2 separate regions of the Homo sapiens genome follow, and region 1 is linked to region 2. Evidence: read pairs that join two places in POLR2A ChIA-PET (ENCODE). Cell type or tissue: PC-9. All regions are shown on one strand. Links, peaks and the distances in the headings refer to the core of each region. The heading gives the core; the rest is flanking DNA.

Evidence for each region. ChIA-PET counts read pairs that join two places held together with the same protein. Peaks named below come from ENCODE experiments on the same cell type or tissue, not always from the same donor. Only the 100,000 strongest peaks of a DNase experiment are listed, where the experiment ranks them.
Region 1: POLR2A ChIA-PET joins it to region 2 with 5 read pairs; 1 of 35 experiments calls an interaction of 5 or more read pairs at or near these places.

What each region holds. Positions count from the first base shown.
Region 1 is chr10:110,507,290-110,518,643 of GRCh38, reverse strand. DUSP5 (dual specificity phosphatase 5) reads right to left here. Exons shown (of 4, transcript NM_004419.4): 4 at 7,111-8,624. The coding sequence ends at 8,218. Among named protein-coding and RNA genes, the nearest start is that of DUSP5, 15 kb to the right of the region's middle. RefSeq lists enhancers at 5,543-5,812, 5,893-5,942, 6,373-6,452. In PC-9, for the core only: no CTCF peak of the experiment used is centred there; no DNase peak of the experiment used is centred there; H3K27ac peaks cover 1,723 bases.
Region 2 is chr10:110,598,728-110,608,826 of GRCh38, reverse strand. SMC3 (structural maintenance of chromosomes 3) reads right to left here. Exons shown (of 29, transcript NM_005445.4): 21 at 9,015-9,173; 22 at 8,281-8,388; 23 at 7,697-7,805; 24 at 6,943-7,190; 25 at 6,649-6,861; 26 at 6,162-6,353; 27 at 5,825-6,002; 28 at 5,537-5,643; 29 at 2,779-4,596. The coding sequence ends at 4,525. Among named protein-coding and RNA genes, the nearest start is that of SMC3, 36 kb to the right of the region's middle. In PC-9, for the core only: CTCF peaks have their summits at 7,933 and 8,132 (motif pointing right); no DNase peak of the experiment used is centred there; H3K27ac peaks cover 387 bases.

The DNA of each region.
Region 1 (11,354 bases), core at 3,706-8,705, 89 kb after region 2:
GAATTAATCCATTTACAGTAACATCCAAAAATATTTAGGAATAATTTGACAATGGAAGTGAAAGACTTGTACACTGAAAACTACAAAATATTGTTGAGAAACTAAAGAAGACTTGAATAAATGGAAAGACATCCACATTCATAGATCAGAAGAGTTAATATTGTTTACTTAATTTACTTTATACTGTAAGGTAAAATGAGTAAATGTTTATTGTAGGAAAATTATACCTCAATAAAGCAGATTTTTAAAAATTACAGGCATCATTATTTAATTCCCACATGATAGTACTGTGAAGGAAAGGTATAGGTACCAGAAAGACACGTAATATGGAATCCTGAAATCCGAGAAGGCTGAGGAGGGGAATAAAGAGTGAGACCAAAGGACAGCTATAAATGAGCAGGGTGATCAGGGGAAGCGATGAGACAGAGGGAGGGAGTTGTGCAAAGTCTCCGAGGCTTGAATCCTTCCCACAATAGCCTTTCCCATAGAAATCCCACTTCTGCTTGTCCAATCCTCAATGCTCAGTGTTATAGAGTCTTGCTCTGTTGCCTAGGCTGGAGTGCAGTGGCGTGATCAAGCCATTCTCCCACCTTAGCCTCCCAAGTAGCCGAGATTACAGGTGTGTGCTACTATGCCTAATTTTTAAAAATTCTTTGTAGAATTAAAATTTAATTCTTTATAGAGATGAGGTCTCACTATGTTGCCCAGGCTGGTCTCAAACTCTTGGTGTCAAGTAATCCCCCTGCCTTGGCCTCCCAAAGTGCTACAGGGATGCGCCACCACACCTGGCCTAACAGATTTCATAACCACATTTAAGGGGTATAGACATGGAGACACATACTGAGAAGCTGTTAAATTTCCTTTTCTGGAACATACTGTAGTCTAGATCAGCGGTCTCCAACCTTTTTGGCACCAGGGACCAGTTTTGTGGAAGACAATTTTCCCACAGACGGGGTTCGGGGCTGGTGAATGGTTTCGGGATGAAACTGTTCCACCTCAGATCAGGCATAAGATCTCATAAGGAGCGCACAACCTAGATCCCTCGAATGTACAATTCACAATAGCGTTTGAACTCCTATGAGAATCTAATGCCGCCCCTGATCTGACGGGAGGCGGGGCTCAGGTGGTAATTCTCACTTGCCCACCGCTCACCTACTGCTGTGCGGCCCAGTTCCTAACAGGCCTCTGACTGGTATCCAGTCTGCAGCCCAGGGGTTGGGAAACCCTGGTCTATGGGAAAGAGTATAGCCCTGGAAGTCCATTGCAAGTTGGGTATCCTGGCTCTAAAATTCAGACTCTAGCTATGTAGCCTTGGGCAGGATAGGTCATCTGTAAAACAGGGCTAACAATATCCATCTTGCAGGGTTCTTGCAGATCTTAAGTGAGAGAACATATGCAAAGCACCCAGCACACAGCTGGACCATAGTAAATATTCAATACATTATCTCTCTCCCCTGCTTTTCTATAGAAAACAGGTCATTCTGGCCTAGTTTGGGGATGGTTCTTCTGAAGCAGGAGATAGAACTATGTGAACTTTTGAAATTACTTGCAGTCTGGCAACTTTAGGGCATTACAGGACCTGCTCCTGGCTCCCCCTCCTCCTTCCACACTTACACTCACGTACATACAGGTTGCCTTTGGGAGCAGCTTCCCTTGTGGGTCCCAGACAGTAGGGTTCCCTCGTGTCTGGCACCAGAAGCCATGCTTCCTGATTCTAAGTCCACTGTTGTTTCCTTGTGGGGATAGTTTTTCATCTTTCTACCATGGTGACATATATGAGGCTTCACCATTTGGGAGGTTAGTTCCTTTTAACCAAAACATTTTCTCCTCACCTCTGGAAGAAGCCCAGAATGAAAAATGCACAGATACTTCAAGGGCCTGCTTTAAGCCCCTGTTTGGTGGCTTCTTGGTTTCTGTAAACTTCGTAAGTGAACGGGTGTGTACTGGGGATGGGTGATGGAATAGTGGGAAGGGATCGGACCTACTAGTACAAATGAACCAGGATTTAAATTTCAGTTACCATGGCCGGGCACAGTGGCTCACACCTGTAATCCCAGCACTTTGGGAGGCCAAGGCAGGTGGATCACTTGAGGTCAGGAGTTCGAGACCAGACTGGCTAACATGGTGAAACCTCGTCTCTACTAAAAATACCGAAAAAAAAAAAAAAAAAGGCCAGGCATGGTGCTACACGCCTGTAATCCCAGCTACTGGGGGAGGCTGAGGCATGAGAATCACCTGAACCCGGGAGGCGGAGGCTGCAGTCAGCCAAGATTGTGTCACTGCACTCCAGCCTGGATGACAGAGCAGGACTCCATCTCAAAAATAAATACATAAAGGCCGGGCGCGGTGGCTCACGCCTGTAATCCCAGCACTTTGGGAGGCCGAGGCGGGCGGATCACAAGGTCAGGAGATCGAGACCATCCTGGCTAACACGGTGAAACCCTGTCTCTACTAAAAATACAAAAAATTAGCCGGGCGAGGTGGCGGGCGCCTGTAGTCCCAGCTACTCGGGAGGCTGAGGCAGGAGAATGGCGTGAACCCCAGGGGGCGGAGCCTGCAGTGAGCCGAGATTGCGCCACTGCACTCCAGCCTGGGCGACAGCGAGACTCCGTCTCAAAAAAAAAAAAAAAAAAAACCATAAAAAATAAAAAAAGAAAACAAAATAAAATTTAGTTACCACAATTGATCACTTTGGGGCAAGCAGGGAAGGGTTGTTTTATTATTTATTTTGAGACAAGGCCTCGCTCTATCGCCCAGGTTAGAGTGCAGTTGTGTGATCATGGTTCACTGCAGCCTCAACCTCCTGGGCTCAAGTGATCGGTAGGGTTTTTCTTTATGGCAGTTTTCTGGGGACTTCTTATGGAACGCTCAAGTCTCAGAGTCTGAGCGAGGCAGGTCTCTGAACTTAGAGGAAACCGATTGATCCCAGGGTGGGCATCTGACCCAAGGGCAGCCCAGCCGTAGGCTGACCAGTGACCAACGAGGTGAGGGGGTACCATGGCCTCTGACCAATAAGGTAGCAGTAATTAGCTAAGGCTGGGAATCTGCTTCCTCCAGGATTGGGGAGGAACTGGCAAATAGGTCCAGGATAAAGAAACTCACGTTTGGAGGGTCATAGGGGCTCTGAGAGAAACGGAGAGAACAGCTTCTGCTTCTGACCAGCGTTTCATTCTGTTTGTCACTTCTTCACTCCTTCACTCAACCAGTACTCATTGAATACCTAGGATAAGTCAGACCCTGTCCTTGGTTACTCTTGAAATGCAATGTAATCTCTGTTCTCCCGGTGTTTCTAGTCTGAAGGAGATGACGTTAATAAAATAATCACAGAGAAATGAAAAATTTTTAAACTTTGATGAAATACGAAGAAAAGATATAGAAGACTATGAGAGCCAATAGGGACATCTGACCTAGTCTGGGAGGGCTTTCCTGGCAAGGTGAATTTTGAACTGAGAGGCGAAAAACCAGTATGAGTTAATCGGTTGGAGGGGGAATTTATAGGAGAAAGATTCCAGTCAGAGGGACCAGCATGTGCAAAGGTCCTGAGGCAGGAGGGATGTTGGCATGTTTAAGGGATTGTCAGAAAGCCAATGTGGCTGGAATGGAATATAACTGGGGATTCAGTGCTATTTGCATTTATCCACAAACACTTTTCCTTAAAGTAGACTGAGGAGACTTCCTTGCAAACAAAAGCCCAATGGACAGAAGTACCTATTATATACCCCAGGTGTTCAGAGGGGTACAAGATCAATGAAATAGCTTCATTCGAGCTCTACCTTTTGCTAACTGTGTGACTTTGGGCAAGTTACTTAATATTTCTGAGGTTCAGTTTGTGCATCTGTAAAAATGAGATATAAAAACATTTATAGGCAGGCGCAGTGGCTCACGCCTGTAATCCCAGCACTTTGGGAGGCTGAGGAGGGTGGATCACAAGGTCAGGAGTTCAAGACCAGCCTGGCCAACATGGTAAAACCTTGTCTCTACTAAAAATACAAAAATCAGCCGGGCATGGTGGCACATGCCTGTAATCCCAGCTACTTGGGAGGCTGAGGCAGGAGAATTGCTTGAACCCAGGAGGTGGAGGTTGCAGTGAGCTGAGATGGGGCCACTGCGCTCCAGCCTGGGCGACAGGGCAAGACTCCCTCTAAAAAAAAAAAAAAAAAAAAAAAAAAAAAAAAAAAAAAAAAAAAAATTAATGAACAATGCAAGAGAGACTAAGGGGTGGGCTGAGTAGGGTGTGGATTGCTGGCACAGTAACACAGCCATAACCACAGGCTGGCAAATCTGAGGAGCTTGGGTACAAGGTTGTGCTGAACCACAGATAGAAGATGAAGCTAGAGCCTAGAAGAGGGGAGCTGGAGAAGGGGATTGTGTGGGGCTAACGACATTGGTCCAACTAAGGAGGTCGGCTCCAGGCAGGGACAGAAAGCCAGTGAACAGTCATCAGTACTCATGGACCCATGAGGGTGGGGCCATATGGCTGTTTGGCTGTTTTCCCCTGAATTCCAGGTTCTAGCAGGGGTTGTCAAGTGGATGGAAGGGTGATGGTTATCTAAGCATGGGAGTCCCCTCCATCCCATCCAGTGGTTAGGGGTCAGGAGGGCCTGCGCTGTAGCTTTGAGCATCCGTCCATCAGTGCCAACACTCTCCATAGAATGGTACTGGCAGCAGAATACAAGGCTGAAAGTATAGGGCAGTGCTAGTGATTCTGAGGCAAGGATCCAGGGCCCCAGCTATGAGGTTTGGGCTCTGTACAGAATCTATTTCAGAAGTAATACAGGACTTGGCAGACTCACTGAAAAGGTAAAGGAACCCAGTCTTATGGATGAACCCTTCAGAGTGAGTTGAACAATAGTAACACTGAGGATGCACAGGCTACTCTCTATATATTTATACCCTATTTCATTCCATAAATGCAGTGGAGTCTATTTAAAGAGGGTGTAAAAGTTTTGCTGTTCTTTTTAAGAATGATGAGGAAATGGAAGTAAAAGAAAAATAAAGATGGGAAATTTTAAAGGAAACGGTGGAATCAACACCCAAAATTCATGTTAAGTTCCTACAAAACTGCCAGAAGTGGGCTAAGAGTTTAGTTCTGAGCTGCCTGGTGGCCTTAGCAAGGAAGGGAAACAGAGCAGTCATGAGCTTTATGGTGTTCAGAAGAACAACCAGTAACTCAAAGAGATAGAGCTGTTCAGAGTATTGAAATTGGTGAGGCACTTTCCTGAGGGCCTCACACAGTGAAGATCCACAGTACCCAGGACTCCTGCCAGCACACTGGATCCTGGTTAGAGACTGCTCACACAACTCCTGCCCCATCTGGCCTAGCTCATTAGCTAGGGTGGATCTGAGGGGGCTTCCTACAGGTACAGCCGGGAAAGAGAGAACTAACATCTTTCTTCTCCTGAACACATCTCTATGTGCGATGATGCTTGGAGACCGACAGAGGTGTTTCTCAAAACCTGGGGATGAAGGATCTAAACGCCATCAGCTTGAATTCCCCATTTGGCACTGGAAGCCAGTGTAGAGTTGGTCTTGGCAAGAATGGAGATGTAATCAATGAAGAGACTATTAAGTGGAGTGAGGGTTCTAGAGCCATCTCCAGCTGTGGGGCTTCACTTGGCTTACCCTCCAGTGACTCACCCGCCGATGAGCAATCCTCATATGCCTGATTTAGAGGACTTACTCACCCTTCAGAGAAAGACTTTAATGCAATAAAGCAAATGTCAGCAAGTGGGCTGAGCTTAGCACATCACCCCAGCCTGCATCCAGCTTCCTACTCCCCGGCTCTCCCTACCCAAGGTTCCTTTAGCCACTCAGCACCTGCATAGGCCCACACAATGGGCAGGCTTCAGGGACACACTCCAAGGCTGGTCAGAGGCTCAGAGATGGGACACCACGAGGGATTAGGCACCAGCTAGATAAGAGCCCTGGAGAAATCTAGTCCACAGAGGTTGGAGATTAGCTCCAAACCACTGGAGAGCTGGGGGAAGGGCAAGGGCTAGAACCCACAACTTCTCACCATCTGGTCTAGTGCTCTTCACTGTGGAAGCTGTTTGGTTACACAGATGAGGGGAGTGGGCTGAAAGAAATTCAGCATCCTAACCCTGGGTGACCTTCTCATCTGTGGACTTTCCAAGGAACCTCTGAACACAGTTGGGGAAAGGAAAGACAGGTGGAGAGAAAGACCTCACGCAAAGCCTTTGAGGTGAGGAATTTAGAGAGCTGGGCTGCCTGTGCTCTGCCACCATCTTGCTATTTGTTGACACAATGCATGTCGGGAGAACTGGACACCCTTTGGACCCTCCAGCATTGAGAAGTATGGCTGGAATCCCTGTTATTTATCAGCTGACTGGGATGGCATAAACCCCAACCAGCTCCCTGTTCCCTCAGATTAGGAACAGGACCCAGGAGTTAGGCTGGAGCCCAGGCAGAGCCAATCATGGGGAGAAGCTGACAACTGCCCCTTCCTTCCTCCACCTACGCAGAGGAAGTTACTCACAAAGCAAGTCGATTCAGCCTTGGATTTAAACCTACTCATTGAGGGATTTACGTTGGAACTCCTGGGGAATTATCTAGAATTAGTTGCAAGAGTGGAAAGAGGGCGTCAGGCAGGCTGGCAGGGCAAACTTTCACCTCATTCACTTCTCCATCCCTTGGCCACTTACCCAGCCTTTTCTGAGTCTGCCATATGCCAGGCACTGGAGGGAGGTAGCTGGCCACAAGCTTGGCACTCAGGCTTACTGGAACCAAGGGCCTTATGCTTTAAGGGACTCTTGGGATCATCTAACTCAGCTCACTCTTCACAGGTGAGGAATCTGAGGTTCAAGTAGAGCTCTTTGCCTAGTGCGATGGCAGTGAAGGGCCCTGAGTGGGCAGATACTCTCACCACCTCCCTATGAGGCCTGCACTAAGGAATTCTCTTGCCGGTTAGCTTAGGGAAACCCCTCAGTTGGAAAGCAACATTCTGTATCGTCATGCCTATAGCTGCACCTCCACCACCATCACCCTGTTGTTCATTTACAAATAAATCCCAATGAAGCAGGCTGGGTCCCCACCCAAGGGTATTCCTACCTTATCCCAATTCACCAACAACATGAAGAAGTGCTTTTCTCCTTTTACTATTTTTATTTTACACTATAAAAAACAAGAACAACAACAACAACCAGTAACATACTGCTTTTCTTCACATTCACACGGGTCTTAGAAAATTATTGCCTTTTCCCCTGGAGAAATAACTAACAGACAAAAAGAAAAAAAAAGTAGTACCACGTTGCAAAATCTGCAAATCCCAGAAGTCCACAGCTTGAAGACAACCTCCAGGGGCAGGGAGGAAAACAATTGTCACAAGAGACATAAGCACACAGAAGGACAGGCAGCTGAGGAAACCAGTTTGCACCGCCACTGACCCAGGATACCTAGCAAGTACCCTTCTCCTCCTGGAATCTACTGCTACCACCTCGAAGGTATGACTTTTTTGGTCTATGATCTGAAGAACTCTTTTCCCAAAGGAAGAGTTGCTCTGAGAAGAGGTGGAATGAGACAAGTTCAAGTATGACTAAGAATCATGCCAAAGTCCAAGGTCAGTGAAGAACCCATGGCAAAAAAAATCCAGAAAAGCCAACATCTTGCTACTTCAACCAACTACCTCATTGGACCCAAGAGGGTGTCTACACAACATTTCAGGGTTCAAATCAGGATGCTGATCATGTCCCTACAAACCCTGTAGGGTTACTTTCCCAACTAGACGGTGATCAGCTTATGCCCCGAAGCAACAGAGACAGACATTGAAACTGCCAAAGTTCAAAAAATAAGGTGGAAATTGTGCTTCCTTCAAAATGAATTGGCTTCATAACTGCCTTTTCTCCTGGTCCAGCAACTTCTTTCTCCCACGTTGCTGCAGGTATTTATTGCCTTATGCTTGAAATGAAAAGGCGAACTCTGAGGTGCAAGGACTGGGCAGTCCCAAGAGGGCAGGGGTCTGGAAGTACAGTAGTCAGCACATGCTGTGCTCCCGTAATGGCTTGGCCTTCCTTCAGTCCCGAGAACCTACCCTGAGGTCCGTCTGAAGTTCATTTGCAAGCCTGGTGACCACTCACTATCTCACTGGGGCAGCATGACAGAATGAGGTCTTCAGTATTGCACAGGTATGAAATGTCCATGAGTCTTAAAAACAAAAATCACAGTTGCTCTTGGGGCTGGGCCGATTCCTCCATCCCAGTTTTAGCAGGATGTGGCCGTTGCCACAGGGCTTCTGCTGAGCTCTGAGACTGTTGAGTGGGTAGGCACCGGTGCCAGCACCGAGGCAGGGAATGTGCAGTAGGCACCCTGCATGTCAGGGCTCAGTGTCTGCAAATGGCCTATCAGTGAAGAGCCTGCTGCCTCCCCTTGGCAGGAGGGAGGCTGGGGGTTGGGCGTGGAGGGCAGGATCTCAGATTCGTACTGCAGGAGCTGGCCCATGAAGCCAAAGTTGGGCGAGACCATGCTCCTCCTCTGCTTGATGTAATCGAAGGCCTCCTTCAGGCGGAACTGCTTGGTCTTCATAAGGTAAGCCATGCAGATGGTGGGTGAACGGGAGATCCCAGCCTCACAGTGGACCAGGACCTTGCCTCCCTTTTCCCTGACACAGTCTGGAAGGAAGAAAAGATGGTGGGAGTGAGTTGGGATTAGAATCTAAGGGCAATGGCAAAACACAAGAATCAAACACTGGAGTAACCTAGATATGAAACTGTTGTGCCTGCCTAAGAGCCACGGCCCTACACTACACTTCTGCCAGTCTTTAATCCCCACTGGTGAGGATAGAGCTTTTGGGGTCCCAGCAAAGACTATCCCCAAGTAGGACCTTTACAGTTTACAGCAGCTATTGTCACAAGAGACATAAGCACACAGAAGCTTTACAGTTCCCAAGATACTTGCAGATTCTGCCTCTGGAGGCGATGGACCTGGAGCAGTCCCTTCCTGGGGATGCCATCTTAACCTAGGTTCCACTGATGGTTCCAAGAGGGCATTGGAAAATCCTTGAAATTGTGCACATTTTTATTGGGCACATACATTTTTCTAAGGAGAGCATCCCAGGCTCAAAGACTGACTTGGAGAAGCAACTCTTGTCTCTCCAGGTCTGATTCTAAGGGTAACAACCTAACCCCGATCCTGGTAGAGGCCTTCCGGTCTCTCCGGGCACCCTGTCTGGCTGTGCCAGGGCAGGATGCTTGGCTCAGCTCCCAGGGTTCTCACCACCAAACACACAATAAATAGCGCATGGCCACTAATTATAGCCCTGGCTAAGTGACGCCTACTAGACGGAGGATATAAATGGCTTTCACAAATTCCATCTTGCTCAACAATGGGAGTCGCTGCTATAAAGCTACCACCATCAGTTAGCATTCTTTAGCTCAATATGACAAAAAGGGGAGGATGCCTCCCTTCCTGTTCTACCTCCCAGCCCCCTGCCCCCAGAAAACCAGCTACAACTATTAAAAATGGGAAGGGGTGAAAGGTTAAAGATACGTACACATCAAATCCACAAAAAATACAGTCTTTCCAATTCCCTCTCTTGCTAGTGAGGAAACAATTACATCACAGGAAGTTAGATGTAGCTGGCACTACGCAGGCTACAATACGCAAAAACATTTACGATTTTGAAGGGCCAAAAGAAAAAGTCATTCCCCTTACCACCCTCCACTTCCCTGCCCCAAGGTCAAAGTATGCAAATCAATCTGCAAGATCTAAAAGATAAAATTTCTGAGGCATCAGGGAGGAATCCTAGAGTTTCCCCATCTGAACAAAAACCCCACAGCATACCCCAAAGCAGTTCAATAGGGGTGTCCTCCAATTCAGTCTGACTCAAAAGAAACAACAAAACAGTCTCTTTAAATTAGTTCAAAGGGGAGACCCCCAAGTCCCTAGAATTACAGAGTCGGGCTCCTATCTCCCTTCGCTCCTCTGTTGGCCTCCTTCAAAGTTTAGCTTTTAACTGGCCTAGTGCCACATCCAAGAATGCAAAGGGTCCAGAGTGTATTGCCTCTGGAGCCCACTCGACACCTCGGAGCCTGCCTTCCACATGGCCCTCTTCCCTTGGAAGGGGTCAGCATATATTCAGCACATGGCTCACTGGGGAGACCCAGTCTCTCCTTCCATTAGCAGGGCAAGCAATCGGAGAAAAAGCATCCTGTGCTTTCAAACTGCTGTGGGTTTGTGGATTGTGCGTACACAGACACAATACACACACAGGATGGGGAGGGAGGGTTCTGAGAACTGGATGGGGGCGTGTTTCATGACCTCATGAAGTAGCTACCCAGGTAATTAAATAACAGGCTGAGAAGGGCAAGGCATTCCCAGGGACAGGGAGAACAAGTCAAGGGTTTCCCACCCTGAACCCATCATTTGGCTGCCTTTCAAGCTCCAAAGGAATCATTTCAGCCCAGAGGCTCAGGGGACAAGCAGGACAGGCTCGGCCTTTTGCCTCTGATGAGTTTCTCGTCAGGGTTTCCTGGGGAGCAGAAATTGTGTGGTGAACAGAGGGCCACTATGTGGCTCAAGGGGGACCTTTAATTGCTATCTGCACTAAGTAATTATTGCTGTGCTAACACCTGCCTTTCCTCCTCCAACATCCCTTGGAACAAGAGACAGGAAAATCACGCGTCAGTTTCAACAACTACGTATGTTAAAGAGGAAGATGGGAGCTGGAAAACGGGGCATGATCACAAGGTTAGAGACTGGTACTTGCAAATCTGAAACAGAAAAAAGTCAGGCCAGCCTCCTAGGAAGATGGATGGGGGAGGAGAAGATGCCAAATGGGAGAACAATCCAGGCAACACAGAGGACCTGGAAACCCTAAGGCCACAGCCCTTTCCTGGCAGAGGGACCAGAGGCCAAGGCCTCGGTTTTCAGGTCTATGCAATGGAATAAATAACTGCGTAACAAGAATGCAGAAAGCAGGCAAAAGATGCCAACTTTTCTGTGCATACAGCATGGAGCTTGAGTCAAGTGCTATCTTTAATCCAAAATTAGCTGAAAATGCAAAACAAATTGCCCCAAGCCGTTCACCAAGAGTATGGAAAGCTGCTGGGGGCCCTTGGGGCTCAGTGCGTAAGTAGTGCTCTCTGAATCCTTCTGTTTGCTTTTAAAAATAAACCCAACCTACGTAGAAGCACAGTTAGGGAGGTTCTTCCCCCTGCTTTCCTTGTGTGGAGCATTACGCAGGGATACACTCAGCTCCTGCCCAGCTAGAAACAATAACAAGATCGACAGTGAGTACTGCCATAAAATTATATTAATTCATTTATCTTGCAAATTAAAGCTCCTATTCATAGCAACTTAAATCCTCCCTTCCACCTTTTTGGTAGCTGCATCCCATGTTG
Region 2 (10,099 bases), core at 4,862-9,861:
AAGATAAAACTAAGGAAACAAGGATATCACTGTTCAATCTTCACACAAAAGGAGAGGATAATTTCCACCTAATTACATATAATTTTAAAACAAAAAAGGGCCAGCTGCAGTGACTCACACCTGTAATTCTAACACTTTGGGAAGCCAAGGATCACTTGAGGCCAGGAGTTCGAGACCAGCCTGGGCAAAGTGAGACCCCACCCCCATCTACTTAAAAAATCAGAAATCAGCCGGTGTGTTAGCACACACCTGTAATTCTAGCTACCTACTTGGGAAGGTGCCCTGAGAGGAACCCTTGAGCCCAGGAGTTGGAGATTGCAGTGAGCTATGATTGAACCACTGCACTCCAGCCCGAACGACAGAGTAAGGCCCTATCTTCTCTTTAAAAAAAAAGAGAAAAAAAAAAAAAGAAAAAAATACCAAGTAGGGAAGGAAAGATCCTCCTAACTTTTAACAGCAGGCTAACACTTTGCTGTTACCATTTAAACTGCATTAATGTGCAACTGGTTCCATTTGCACTTCCCTCCATTTAAGATAGCTGACTAAGCATAAATACACAAACCTGGATTATCAGTGTTCCAGGATAAGGAGATACGCCTAAGTAAAAAGATACAGAATGAATATTATTTCGTAAATATAACACTTTTTTTTTTTGAGACAGGGTCTTGCTCTGTTGCCAGGCTGGAGTGCAGTGGCATGATCATGGCGCATTGTAGCCTCAACCTCCCAGGCTCGTGACCCCTTCCACCTCAGCCTCCCAAGTAGCTGGGACTACAGGTGTAGCCACCAAACCCAGCTAGTTTTTAAATTTTTTGTAGAAATCGGGTCTCACTACATTGCACAGGCTGGTCTCAAACTCCTGGCTCAAATGATCATCCTGCTCCAGCTTCTAAAAATGTTGGTATTACAGGTATGAACCACTATACCTAGCAGAATTTTTAAGAAAATGATTTCTTAAATCTTTAAGACAGAACATAATCTCTGCACCTCTGTGGCAAGCACCCAACAACTGGAAGCTGTATCCTGTGTAAGACCATTTGCTGGGTGATAGTGAAATCTGAATACTGTTCACTTTACTTAAACACTGGTATTCTCCCTTTGTGGGAAGCTGAATCAAAGTACTAGTCCTTTTATTAAGAGAGTTTTGGTTTTTTTTTTGTTTTTTTTTTTTTTTGACGGAGTCTCGCTGTGTCTCCCAGGCTGGAGTGCAGTGGTGCGATCTCAGCTCACTGCAACCTCCACCGCCCAGATTCAAATGATTCTCCTGCCTCAGCCTCCCAAGCAGCTGGGACTATAGGCCCGCATCACCTCACCCGGCTAATTTTTAGTAGAAACAGGGTTTCACCATGTTGGCCAGGCTGGTCTTGAACTCTTGACCTTAAGTGATCCGCCTGCCTCAGCTTCCCAAAGTGCTGTGATTACAGGCACCGAGCCACCGCGCCTGGCCTAGATAGTTGTTAAAAGAGAAACACCTTTTAAGAATTAACTAAATATTTCCAAAGACCCGTTTGCTATTGCTTTTTTTTTTTTTTTTGAGATGGAGTCTCGCTCTGTCGCCCAGGCTGGAGGGCAGTGGCACGATCTAGGCTCACTGCAAGCTCTGCCTCCCGGGCTACCGCCATTCTCCTGCCTCAGCCTCCACAGTAGCTGGGACTACAGACGCCCACCACCACGCCCGGAGAATCTTTTGTATTTTTAGTGGAGACGGGATTTCACCAGGTTAGCCAGGATGGTCTCGATCTCCTGACCTTGTGATCCACCCACCTTGGCCTCCCAAAGTGCTGGGATTACAGGCGTGAACCACCGTGCCCGACCGGCTATTGCTTACTCTTAAAAAAGAAATCCTCCCTTTCTATTTCTCCCTTTTCTACTGATTATATTATTCACAGTAAAATTATTTCTATAAATTACATCATTTTCTAAAATTACTATTTCACTAATTTTGAGTAGACAAATCCTTAACCTACATACTAACCATTTCATATTTTACATTTTTTTCAAAAAGAGCATAAAGAGTATACAAAAATCCTTACAAATATTCACACTCTGACTTCTAGGAATCTACGCTGGGAAAATAATCCTAAATGTTGGGAGTTTTATGTATAAAAATGTTGATCTGTTTTTTAATTCATTTTTGGTACTTTAGCCAAAAGAAAACGATCTAAGCCTCCAGTGGGATATTTAAGTAAATTATGCTACTTCTACTTGACAGAATAGTATATGACTATTAAAATCTTGTTTCCAAAGCATTAAAACAGGAATATTTTATATTATTACTAAATTAAAAATCTAAGATATAAAATTATACACCTAGAATAAACATAAACCACAAAACTTTTTATGAAGATTTGAAGGAAATGCCCCAAAATATTAATATTGGCAGGCCAAAGCAGAAGATCACCTGAGCCCAGGAGTTCAAGGTTGCAGTGAGCTGTGATCCTGCCACCGCACTCCAGCGTGGGTGATGGGATGAGACCCCCCCCACCATCTCTTAAAATATATGTTCTTCAATTCCACTATGGTGAATGTAATGTATTTGTAACAGTATTAACAAAATCTCAAAGTGGAAGAATCAGTACTACTCTGAGGAAAGGACTATCCAGCCAAAGAGAAGCATAGATTTTCTTATGAATCACTGGCTAACTCCTTGGGTAAATGTCTGTCCTTCCTCTAAGTTTCTGGGTTAAGCATGCTCAGGATTGTCACATTTTTCTATTCAGTCTCATTAGAATTAATTCATGACTAAGATATCGCAAAGAATATAGGCTTTTACAAAAATTTTGTTTCATTATTTAGATGCTTTATTGTTATAAATTTACTGGCATTTCATTATACTAATATCCTTGGGGAAATGCTTAAGAACAATATTAAGAAGTTCTAGAATGATGTTATGTTTGTAACATCCCTTGAATTGAATCCTGGAACTTACCTTACACCAAATTCTGTATTATAAGGGGTTGGTCATATCAGAGCAACTCTACAAATCGTAAACTATACACCAAGCATTCATGATGAATATTCTTAGGTAGTTGTTTGAGAAAAATTCTTGGGTAAATGTGTAAGAAAAATGGTAGAAATATTAGAAAGATATTATAGTTACGTAACCCTTTGAATGTAGTCATAGATAGAACATATACCAAATTCTCTATTATAGATCAGTTATGTTATAGCAAAGCTACAAAGTATAAATAATACACCGAACATTTAAAGATTCAGCCAGTCAAAATGAAAACCCAAAGTAAACTCACATTTTTAAATTCAATTTAAAGTCCCATTACTATTTCTTTATTTTAAAAGTATCTCTTTAGGTATTTCTGGTTTCCAATGATGGAAGAGTAGCTCCTAACAAATTCTCCTGCAGATAACCAGTATAAACTCAGGCCAGGGGAAATCAAGAAAAAGAAATTAAAGGTAAATATTTGAAAAGGAAGAAATAAAACTGCCTCTTTCTTGCAAATGACATGACTGTCTATGTAGAAAATCTCAAAGAATCTACAAAAAGCTACGAGGACTATTGAGGTAGTTTTCCAGGGTCACAGGAGACCCCCAGTGCTTAAAGACCTACTTTCAAAGAAAAGAGTAGTATGGAAAGGGAAAAAAATGTAACTTCACAACAAAGAAACCTGGCAAGTACAATGTTGGGTAGGTGATCAAGGTAAACATCAGTGATAAAACATGTTAATAATATGTACTATTATATGAGGTAATGAGAATACTTCGCTTCTGTGGTATTAGCTCCAATCTAACCATGAGAAAAATATTAGACAAACCTAATTTGAGGGACATTCTACAAAATATGTGAATATTATTCAAAATTGTCAAGATATGATAAACAATGACAGAGAAATTGTCACAGACTAGAGGAGATGTAAGTAAATGTAATGTATCCTCTGTGGGATCCTAGAAAAGAAAAAGGGCCTTAGTGGAAAAACTAGTCAAATCTGAATAAAATCTTGAGCTTAGTTGATAGTAATGTATCAATGATAAATATACCATGGTAGGGGCTGATTTTGTGCTTCCCTTCCCAAACTCACATGTTGAAGTCCTAACCCTCAATACCTCAAATTTAACTGTATTTGGAGACAGGTCTTTTAAAGAGGTGATTAAGTTAAAATGAGGCCTTACATCCAATCTGATTAGTGTTCTCACTGGAAGAGACTATGACAAATGAAAAGCCACATAAAACACTATATTAGTCATAAAACCGATTATTTAATTGAAGCTATAAAAAAGGTAGTATAAGTGATAAAATAATTAGGAAAGAATATTTAGCATGTTTCAAAACATTTAAAATAGGAGCAGAACATTTTACAAAAAGTTGTACAGGAAATTAAATTCTTAAACTATCAGTACAAACATGACATTACAGAGTATCTTATAAAATACAAAGACAAATATAAAAGGACTATGATGCTTTAAGTCTGAAAACTATTGGCCAAATATTTAGGTTTAAATTTACAGTTCCTGGGTATGAGAATCATATTACTATATACATCTCCCAAACCAGTAGGTAGTATTTTCCAATTAACCATGTGTGGTATCATCTTCTACAAAGTCTTTGGCCATCTCTGCTGTGATCACATCAATATGACTAACCTGAAGAATAAATGTTAAAAACAAAAATCTGTTAATTACATCAGTGTTTACATTGTATAGGGTAAATATATACAGCCTATCAACTACATTTAACTACATTTTTTAATTTTTAGTTTTTTTTTTTTTTTTTTTTTTTGAGATGGAGTCTTGCTCTGTTGCCCAGGCTGGAGTGCAGTGGCACCATCTTGGCTCACTGCTACCTCCGCCTCCCAGGTTCAAGCAATTATTCTGCCTCAGACTCCCAAGTAGCTGGGACGACAGGTGCACGCCAGCATGCCCAGCTAATTTTTGTATTTTTAGTAGAGACGGGGGTTTCACCATACTGGCCACGTTGGTCTCAAACTCCTGACCTGGTTATCTACCTGCCTTGGCCTCCCAAAGTGCTGGGATTACAGGCATGAGCCATTGCGCCCGGCCTATCACCTATATTTTACATATGAAGGAAAATAATTCTGAAGCACTGACTTATAAAACCTTTATTTACAGTGGTGTTTGTTCAATGCATAGATTTAAAAAATATGTATTTTAATGCTCTGAAGAAATAAATATCATGCCTAAACATCTAAACTACCTTTTTGTTCACTTTCTATTACTTTGCTATTTCATCAAGAATTTTAAGGTTGGGAAGACACCCAGGAAGAGCTATGCAGTCTATACAAATGAACATATATAATTGTTAAAGACTGTGCATTACAGAAGCATTGAATAGACTGGACAGAAAGATATTGTTTATTAATGCCAATGAAAATAAAACCAATGCAACGCCATAAAATACTGCTAAACTTCATAGTTATTTGAAGGAAAAGTTCTTTCTTTACAAAGACATCAGATAAGCAAAGACTTTCTAAGTTTTCTTTCACTATTTAAGTAACATAAAATCAGAATTCAACAAATATAATTGAATAAATACAAACTTAAACTCAATGTAAAATAAAATTACCTTATTTCTGAACTTTACACCATAGAATTTGTCAGCTGACTCAAGCAGTTCAGGCCTAAAAGTAGTTGTAATAAACTGAGCATGTACAGCAAGTTCCATAATCATATCTGTAAAAAGAAAATTGTGCTTTAACAAATTTCTTTTCAGCAGATCTGAAAATTTAAAAAGCAACTATCTTTACTCTTACTAAAATTCAAAACTGCCTGAGTTTGATTTTTTCATATATACATCAGCAAATATTACCAGCTTATTGTTAAATACAAAACCAAAACTGTACTGAAACTGTACCTGACACAGCCTTTCTGTGCTGAGCATCCAGAGCCTGGTCAATTTCATCAAACAAGTAAAATGGAGCCGGGTCACATTTCTGAATGGCAAAAATCAGAGCAAGGGCTACCAAGGATTTCTGTCCACCTGAAAGCTGTTGCATTTCTCTCATTTCACCTTGTTTTCCTGTAAATGACACCTAAAAATAAACATATTATGAGTTAATATCCTAAAGGGCAGAATCACCACCATCTTTCAAAAGTAACTTGCATATAATGCACCAATCAGATTTGCAAAAGATACTATAAATTCTATTATGGTAATGCTCTGAGGAAAATGGAATATAAAGGTATTTTACCCTAATTCCAACTCCAGTAAACTGGTCAACTGATGGGACACTGCTTTGTGAGCCAGAACCCCTCTCACTCTCACCACTCCCTTCTCCTTCATCTTGAGACTGACTGCCCTCCACATCTCCTTTCTTCATCACCAAAGTAGCTTTGCCACCAGGTACTAACTTCTGGAATACTTCACTGAAGTTCTTAGATACCTTAAAACAAAAGCAGATTGAAATATAAATTTTGCTTAGAATTATATATAACACTTAAGTAAAATATTTAAAAGCAACCAATTATTTTTTAATCTTAAGAACAAGGATAACAGACTAGATCCTTCTAAGGGCTGTGTAAAACATTCAAGTTACTGTAAACCTATATGCTAGGTTTGTTCACATGTATTAGATTCACCTGGTAATGAGGAAAACAGCTTTAAAATCTTTACAAACTGAAAAGAGCTGGAAGCTTTTGTCCTCTGTGTGTATGTTTTAACTACAAAGCGAAACATACCTGTTTGAAAGTTAACTGAATAGCTTCATATTTCCGAAGTTCAAGTACATTCATCAGTTCCATGATTGATTTGTAACCCCTATCTAACTCTTCTTGACGCTTTATTAACTTTTCTTTCTGCTCGGAGAAATTTACAAACTGATCCAAAGCCTTTTTGTTAACATGGCTGTACTTCTTTAATTCTGTGTTGCACTGCTCAAGTTTTCGAAACAACTATAAAGAGAAAATATGTATTCATATAAATAAATTTATATACTGAGCAATTTGTAACAAGACTTCAAATTTAAAACCAACCTGTTTGAGGCTCAGTGTCTGGTACTTTTCAAATGCTTCCTGGGGAAGTGATCCAAGTTCTCGAATTTTCTTCATACACTCTTCTTTCTTCTTCAATAGCATGCCTTGCCGATTTGTCATCTTTTCCAGTTCTTTAGTATCATGATTTATAGCATCCATATGTTCTTTTTCCATATTTTTCCAGCGCTCCATACTCTTCTGAAGCTCCTTAATTCCAGCTTCTGTTTTATCAATGGAATTGTCCAAATCTAAGATGGGGGGAAACAAAATTAGGCTATAATACCTATAAAGCCAGTGTTATATGTTGAGTATAGATTTTTATGATCAAACCTACCAAAATAGGTTTTAGGTTTTGTGTTTAAAATTTTCTGTGAAAATTTATGAACCATGTTAAGTCAGTACAAAATTAGAAGTATATATGAGTCACTCAAATATATAATTTTCATTATTCAATGTTAATGCTTATAAACTATAGTTATTTTCTAACAACTAAGTGATGAGAAACTTTCGTCAGGTATTTCATATTTTATCAACAAAATGAATCATTTATGGTCTCAAAATTGTCATAAACATTTCAGTAAAACAAAAGTTACTATTTATAGTCAACTTCCTAAATTCCATTTGCTATACATTGTTTATAATGGAAAACAAAAAATCATTAGCATATGCTTCTGCCTATTTGGACATTTCATTCTGTAGTAAACAATTTTATAAAACATGCATATAAACAAAATTTTACTACATAAAAATTCACCTTCTGATCGTGCCATAGTGTCTTTTACTCTTTTATTGATGGCTTCAAGTTCTGATGTTGTGGCTGTGAGAACAGTACCCCCTTCTGTCTCTCTCAGCTCATTAAGTTCCTGTAACAAAAAATACAAATTCCATTAGTTTCAAATGTTATGACTGCCAACATTTTCTATGGCTATTGTCTGAATAAACATTCAAGAAAACAAAAAAATATAAATACATCATATAATTACAAATACTTAGAAGTATCCATTAAAGGGAAGAAAAAAAAGACACAATTACTAGAAAATTTCTAAGCATCTAACCACCACTGAAAAAATATTAACAAAGTACTTAGAATGTGTCAGGATAGCAATTATATAAAACAAGTATGATAATGCTTAATTCACACAAGAAACTGAGGCTTAGAAATAGTGACTTGTCCAAAATCACACACTAGGTGGCAGAATTCCAACCCAAGGCCCACAAGACACTAAGCTTTCTGTCCCCAAAGCCCATGCTTTCAATCAGAGCCTCTGATATAACCACTTGCAATAGGTCATGGCCACCAAGGAGCCCTTAAAAAAAAAAAAAAAAACACATACACACCTGTTCTACTTGGTCCAAGCGTTTTCTCAGATTCTCATTGAGATAAGTCTCTACTCGAGTAATAATACCTTCTAATTTAATTCTTTCATTTAGCAACTGTCTGTTTTCCTAGAATTAAGAAAAAGTTGTCTATATAAGCATGTACATTTCACACACAGGAATGGTGCTCATTTGCTGTCCTCTCTAGTACTTGTGCTCATGTGAGCTGAAATGAAGTTTAATATGTTATATTCTTCAAAAAAGCCCTATACTTTCTTCATTTTTCTCTTATCAATTCATAATGTTAAATTTTTGTGGCTGGCCCTTTTTATAACGCATGCTGTCAAAAACAGTTTCTTTAAATGCTTTTCATTTTTTAGAATCGGTGTTGGTAGTTTACATCTATGCAGTTTTAAAAATCAATTAAAATGCTTGATCAAAACATTAAATATGTAAAGGCAGTAAGATAAATATGGTAAGGCTAACAAGCTCAAACTCATAGCAATACTTACAACTAATAAGTAATGCTAATTAACTAAATTTTAAGGAAATGAAAATTTCTTGTATAATCCTAACCTAGCTAGATTGGTTTAGAAAAACAAAATCTTATTTACTCCTATGTATATTAAAAGTCCAAGCCTCATTTTAATATTTTCTCAGTTCTTTTCTTTCATATTGCCCTAGTTAGCAAGAAAGGCCCTTTTCACAATAGCCAATTACTAACGAATTCTTTTTCCAGTCAGCTGTCTACTTACCTGCTGAAGTTGACGAATCTCATCATTCAGTGCATCTACTCTCTTCTGATCTTCCAAACTCAGTTGAGAAAGCAAATCAGTTCCCAGTTCTGCTTTCAATGACTCTCTGGTAGACTCCATAGCATGCAAGCTTGCCTCCAAACTCTGTAAGCTACGTTGCTATATGACATTATCCATTTATTAGTAAGGTATTAGCCACTGTATTACTTATAGTGAAAATTTTAAAACAATCTATATTTGATTGAGCTAAATATATAGACATATCAACTCAAATATTAGGTGCCTATTAATTTGGTAATTAGGACTCTAGCAACAAGAAAAATATGATGTAATAGTATAGGTGGGGCAGGGTGGGGCAGATCATATTCCATGATTAAACTATACAAAAATCTTCAGGCATATTATAAGAACAAAAAGTTGCCGGGCGCAGTGGCTCACGCCTGTAACCCCAGCACTTTGGGAGGCCAAGGTGGGTGGATCACGAGGTCAGGAGTTCGAGACGAGCCTGGCCAACATGGTGAAACCCGTCTATACTGAAAATACAAAAATTAGCTGGGTGTGGAGGCACACGCCTGCAATCCCAGCTACTCTGGAGGCCGAGGCAGGAGAATTGCTTGAACCCAGGAAGTGGAGGTTGCAGTAAGCCGAGATCACGCCATTGCACTCCAGCCTGGGCGATAGGGCGAGACTCCATCCCCCTCAAAAAATAAAAAGTTGTCAGAATATGGTTGGGATGGTACAACTGTAGGCACATCTTTTTTTTTTTTTTTAAGCTCTTTGTAGTTTTAGTATTATACTAAGTAAAAGATTTGTCAAAACTGTCAAGTTTATGAGACCAATAACACACTATCACTTATAAGTTTGCTTTCTAATTTTAATACAATCTGGACAAAACGGAATCAAATATTCAACTAATTCCATTGTGCTTCAGATAAAAATGGTTACTGACAAAAACTGACCATCAGACAGTACTCTTATGTCACAGCTTCAAATGCCTATTTGTTCAATGAAGGTGGAAAGTTTGAACGTGCCAACAATAGGAGACTTTGGGTATCCATGGGTTTAAGAATGGTAAAATAGATGTA